Linked DNA regions of Mus musculus: region 1 is linked to region 2. Evidence: chromatin contacts called from ENCODE Hi-C data. All regions are on one chromosome and are shown on one strand. Each heading gives the region's core, a stretch centred on a gene start or an enhancer-like site at or near the end of the contact. The rest is flanking DNA. Distances are from core to core; before and after follow the strand shown.

The links. Hi-C counts contacts between places; a loop is a spot of excess contacts on that map.
Region 1: a map of T-helper 2 cell shows a loop between it and region 2 (6-fold over the local background). The contact joins the promoter of Tob2 here to the promoter of Atf4 in region 2. A Hi-C loop is called at or near these places in 2 of 37 maps with a recorded cell type or tissue (T-helper 17 cell and T-helper 2 cell).

What each region holds. Positions count from the first base shown.
Region 1 is chr15:81,856,711-81,859,740 of GRCm38, reverse strand. It overlaps Tob2 (transducer of ERBB2, 2), which reads left to right and starts at 1,415. Exons shown (of 2, transcript NM_020507.3): 1 at 1,415-1,805.
Region 2 is chr15:80,253,762-80,256,503 of GRCm38, reverse strand. Atf4 (activating transcription factor 4) reads right to left here and starts at 1,320. Exons shown (of 3, transcript NM_009716.3): 1 at 819-1,320; 2 at 1-297. The coding sequence starts at 205.

The DNA.
Region 1 (3,030 bases), core at 166-2,665, 1.6 Mb before region 2:
AAAATAAAACGCACACAGTTCGTAACTGGAAACTTTCCGATCTCACCGCCCCACGTGGGTTCGGAGACTGCCGTTGCACCGGAACCTTCAGGAACGTGAATAAAGAATAGGGGTTGGCCAGGCGTGGTGGTGCACGCCTTTAATCCCAGCACTCGGGAGACAGAGGCAGGCTGATTTCTGAGTTCGAGGCCAGCCTGGTCTACAAAGTGAGTTCCACGACAGTCAGAGCTATACAGAGAAACCCTGTCTCGAACCCCCCCCCCCAAGAAAAAAAAAAAAGAAGAAGAGGAGGGGTTGTTGAATTGGAAAATAGGCGAACTAAGGCGGGGGCTAGGGGAACTGTACACAAGGCCAGCGGTCCTCCAGCCTAGTCTGATAGTCCAGTTCTCCTAGGGTTTCAACCCGCCACAGATCCTAGACCCCCTCATCGCTGAGCCTGCACTGTCACAAAGCCACAGAGTAGAAAAAGCGTGACCAAAATCCGGGCCCGGGTGCGCCTCGCTTCGCCGCCGCCGGGTGCTGTCGGGCTTAATGAACACCCTGCTCACCTTGCCAGGGCTGGCGCTTCTTCTGCGACTATTGCTAGAAGGAGCGCGGCTCTCATGCTCTCCTGTGCGTGGGTAACCTGCTCCAGAGAGCTCGAGGACCTCAGCAGAGGGGCGGCGGTCGCGCGTGGCCAGCCCTATTATGGTGTTTGGGACCCAACTTTCCGGGCTGGGAGTGCATGACTAACCGGTGCTCCGCTCTTTTTTCTAACCCTCGATCTTCTTGCACCCTTCCCTTCCCTTCGATCTTCCACGTCCCCACCAGGAGGGCGACACTGGTAAACTCAGGTTAGCCTACACTCAGATCCAGAACCTTCCTGGAGGTGGCATCGTGCCACTGTCTCCCCAAATTCAGAATGAACAAATCGGAACCGGGGAGTTCAAGTCACGGGGACCGTCAGAACTGAAGAGTCATGCCGTCTAGGTCTTAGGGAACTTTGAGAGCTGGGGCTAGGGTTTGGAGTTCTCAGGGCCCCGGTGATGCCAGCAACAGCCACTGTGTCCCAGGCTACTTCCTAATGGCCTGTTGTGTTCCAGGTCTGTCCCTACCCTCCCCGGGGTTGGTCTACACCGGTTTAAAAAAAAAAGAAAAAAACGTACATGGCGAGCTCAGACTGCTTTGGAGTCTTAAGAGAAGAAATCCGGCGCTAAGGCGCTCAGAAGGATTCCGAGGGTGAGCAGCCCCGCTGAGGACGTGGCAGGGAGGGGTCTAGAGGAGACAAGGTGAGAAGATCGCTATTACACTTCCCGCAGAACCTGGAATCCCAACCTACGACTGGGCTGCGAGGGGTTAAAGATGCCAAGGGAGGAAAAGTAGTCCCGGCCCCGCCCCGGCTGGGCGGAGGGACGCATCACGCAGGGGTGGGGAAAGCAGATTCATGCGCAGGGTTGCTGAGGGTGAAACTTTTCATTGACTTTGCTCACTTCGGGCCCAGGCGCGGGAAGGTGCAGGTCGTTGAGACTGAGTGTCGTGGGAACCGAGAGGCCAGAAGGACAGGACCTGCCAGACGAGTACATCCAGGGCTGGCCTCCATCCACCGCGTGACGGGTGCCATCCTCGGGTCCGCCATCCCCGCGCCGTCGCCGCCGAGCTCGACCTCCAAAAACAGCGGAAAGAATCACATGAGCTCGGTCCTCGTCCCTCTCTACCCTCAAACGACGTAAAAGGACACCGTGGCCCTCAGCCTCGCGGTGCCCGGGAAGCTGGGAGAGAGACCTCCGTCCCGCGGCCTGCAGAGCGGACCCTTCGTGGAGACCCGAGTGAGTGCGCGGGCTTGCGGGCGGGGGACGCCCACACTGGTCCACTCCCCTGCTGCCCCTCTCCGGATCCGCCCCTGTTTCGCTCTCCATCACTCTCTTTGATCCTGGGGTACCTAGTTTCGAGTGCGGCCCTCTCCTAAGCGGAGAGCGTTTCCTCCTTGACCTCCTTCCCCATTTATTCACGCCTCACTCGTTATGTTTTCCTTGCCCCCCCCCCCCAGAAACCAAACTCTGGCCAGAGTTAAATAAATTATGGGAAGGGAGGGGATTCTATCTTTATTTTTCGGCTGCTTTTCACGTGTGCGGGGTGGTGATTATTAACACAGTCTGTTTCTGTCCCTTTGGAACCTGTGAGATGGGAAATTTGGACATCCCCTTCTTGGTGACAGGGCCGGTTAGTGGAGAGTGCCCTTGGGTTGCCGAGCAAGAACTCATTGCAGGTTGAGCTCTTTATATACTTGTGTAGGCGGAAAAAAAAGTACCCAAAGAGCCTGTCGGATAGTGTATTAATTGTGTCTGATCTCTTCTATTCCTAAACTTCCCCTTCTGTCTGAGGGGGATGTACTCCGCCCTTGACCAAAAATCTAAGGAGGGAAAAGGGAAAAGCCATCCCCTCCCCTGGGAGCAACCAGAACTTCACACAGCAGGCTTTGGGATCAGCAGACAGGGTTTCCGGTGCCAGTTCGGTGTCTAACCTACCCCCCCCCCCCCCATCCACCCTAACCTATCCACCCTGGCCTGGGAGTGGGTTTGGTTTCTCTTTGATTTCTTAACAACAATAAAAATCCTGTTGCTTGCCTGAGCGCCTACCCCCAATGCCTCACTTAAGCACTGGGGAAAACAGCTGGTGTGGGAGGCAGGATTAGGGAGGTTTAACACCCTGCCGGGGAGGGTTGCTGAGGATCTGGTAAGTCTGGTCCTAGGGTAGGCCTTGTAATGGGGAGGAGACTCAGACTTTCTGAATATTGGATGATGCCCGGGTTTCAGATGTACGGATTTTGCTTGCCTGCCTGGGAACCTTTCCCCATTTCCTTTACCTGGGTCTGGTTTCTCAGATTTGTATTAAAAGTGGGGTAAGGCTTGGGCACTACCGGCTTCGGGCTTTATTGTCGACCGGGTGCCTCCTCACAGCTCTACTAGGAATTTCTTTGGCTTGGCCAACAAGACTGGAGAATCGGATCTAATGCTTGCCATTCCCTTCCTGGCTGTGGAGGTGCTGGAGCAG
Region 2 (2,742 bases), core at 71-2,570:
CACTGGCCAAGCCATCATCCATAGCCGGCCATTCCGAGGAGCCCGCCTTGTCGCTGGAGAACCCATGAGGTTTCAAGTGCTTGGCCACCTCCAGATAGTCATCTAAGAGACCTAGGCTTTCTTCAGCCCCCAAACCCGACTGGTCGAAGGGGGACATCAAGTCCCCCGCCAACACTTCGCTGTTCAGGAAGCTCATCTCGGTCATGTTGTGGGGCTTTGCTGGATTCGAGGAATGTGCTTAACTCGAAGGTATCTTTGTCCGTTACAGCAACACTGCTGCTGGATTTCGTGAAGAGCCTGGATGGGGACCCAAAAGCAAGTCCAGTCATCTTTCTATCTAAGATGCCGGATGGCCAAATCCCAGAAGCGTCTACAGGGAGAGCACGCGGGCCCAAGGCCATTGTGTAAGCCTCCCCGGCCGCCAGCTCGGGTTGCACAAGATGGAGGCTTAGCTTTGCTTCACCGGCCACCCAGAGGAAGCAGCTTGTCCTCGCGTCCTAATACGGCCAAGGCCGCCGCGCCCCGCCCCCGTGACTCACACCCCCGCCCCACCGCCATCTTGGGCATCGCCACGTTCGCAGGATGACACGGGGACCCCGGTGAGCCCGAGATGATTAAGCTAAGACAGGACGAAGGGGCAGCAGTAGCGCTTTAGACACTCCTCCGCCCAGCTCTGCCCGGGAGCGCCGGCGTCGCAGGCAACGCAAACAAGGCCGACGCGTCCGGCCGCTTGTAAAACCGCGTGTGCCGGCCACCGCGCCCGGGCCGCACCCAACCACAGCGAGGCCCCCGCCCTCCGCGGCCGGCCCCATACTCACGCCATGGCTTAGGCCGGTGGGGGTTGCCGCTGCAGAGCCTGGTGCTGCTGCCGCCGCTGCAAAGGCCAACGCTGCCGCAGGCACTGCTGCCTCTAATACGCCATGGTGGCCGCAAGCCCTGCGGGAGGGGAAGAGGAAAGGGACACCCGAGCACACAACTTAAACCGGCAGACAGCAAGCAGAAATGGCGGCGGCACGCCCTAAACCCGCCCTTTATAGCCTCGGCCAGGGACGCAGCACACCGCGTATCCTCCCACTGTGGTCACGTGATCCTACCGCAGCGCCACCAAACCGCCTCTCACTGACGCCCTCGCCCGCCCCAACCCTTCTCCGCTGTGCTCGGGGGGTAACTGTGGCGTTAGAGATCGTCCTAAAGGCCCCATGAGAGAAAAGTGCACTACTTTATAGGTTGACGACCAGCCGCGGTCTGGTTCCGGAGCGCGGAGGGATCGCTCGTTGACGAATTTCCGGTGTCTTACAAGGCGGGGTGGGACACCTAGCCAAAGCTCTGACGGTCAAAGCCGAAGCTGCCAGGTTATCACGCGAGACGCCGTCGGAGCGCGCGTCGAGCTGATTGGCCCAGGCGTGGCGAGTCACCTAAACCTCAAGTTCCTATTGGCTCTGCACCTGGGCGCTCTAGGATCAGGGGTCTGCGTGGAAAGGGAGGAGCCACCAGAGGTTCCGGGCGCCAGACTGTCACACCTGCCATCTCTTGTCAGATGTGATCCATGTGTATTTGCTCTCTCCGGCATCGCTCCGCACCGAGCAAACAGCTTCCAGGCGTGACCTTTGGGCTGGAAGCCATCTTTTCATGTATTTGTTGTTTCCAGAACCGAGTGGGCAGGCTTCAGGCATGTGGAGAGACCCTTCTGAGTTAGCTGGTCCAAACCTTCAGCTTCCTGTCAGTCCTGGGACAGGGACGGCACTTGGAGGCAGGGCGTTCGTGTTGGGGTCTTCTTGGGAGATATTCCGGTTCCTCCAGTTCAGCGATTTCCCCTGAACCGGGGAAACATGCCTAACCTCAGGTCTAACCTCCTATGCCCATCCTCCCATCATAGAGGCCCTCACTGCCGGTTTGTATAGGGTCAGTTCCCTTAAGATCAGGTTTATTCAGTTGGCTCTCAAGCCTTAACTTCCAGGTATCACCTTCCCAAGAAGTCATCCTGATGAGTGAGCCTGCCGCCTAAGTGATCGGGAGCCCCAGGTACTGGTCAAGGCCTCACCATAAAGGATGCTGTTTTGAGAGTGCTGAGAGGCTCTTTCCAACTCCAGCCTGGAAATCTTAAAAAGAGTTTCCACTTCTGTTTAAGTGACTCACACAAATACCACTCAACTGGCACAGTGCCTGCCACTTACTGCTCAGTGATTATTTGCAAGCCTTGTACAACCCAACCCTAGCGCTCGGGTACCATAGTTCAAGGTCGTCCTTGATTATATGATTGATTGCTATTTATTAATTCGAACCTAACTCTCCAGTCCCTATATCCCTAACTCCATCCTCCTTCCTCAGAGGAGCCTTTATTATTGTTTACTGAGACGGAACCAACCATAAAACACGAGGCCTACATAATGAGATGTTTTTATACCCAAAGAAGTCACAAGTGCATGTGCACACATACAGAAGTTACCTAGTCTTTCCATGCAAAAGCAACAAAAGGGTAACTATGTCCTCTCTTTGCTCTGGAAACCAAAACAGCAGCCACACTGCTACATTAAGTGGACATCCCTTACAAGTTTCTGTCCCCTAAGCATAATGTACCCTGCAAACCATGGTTTTTAACCTATGCTGAGTTCCTAACTCTATGATGTATGCCCACCCCTTGCTTTGCTAAACTCCTGAACCTGTGATACATGACTGCCTTTTGCTATACAAAAACGTGCCTCCCCAGAAACCTTCCACGTGGTGTAAGCTTGCACTTCTTTT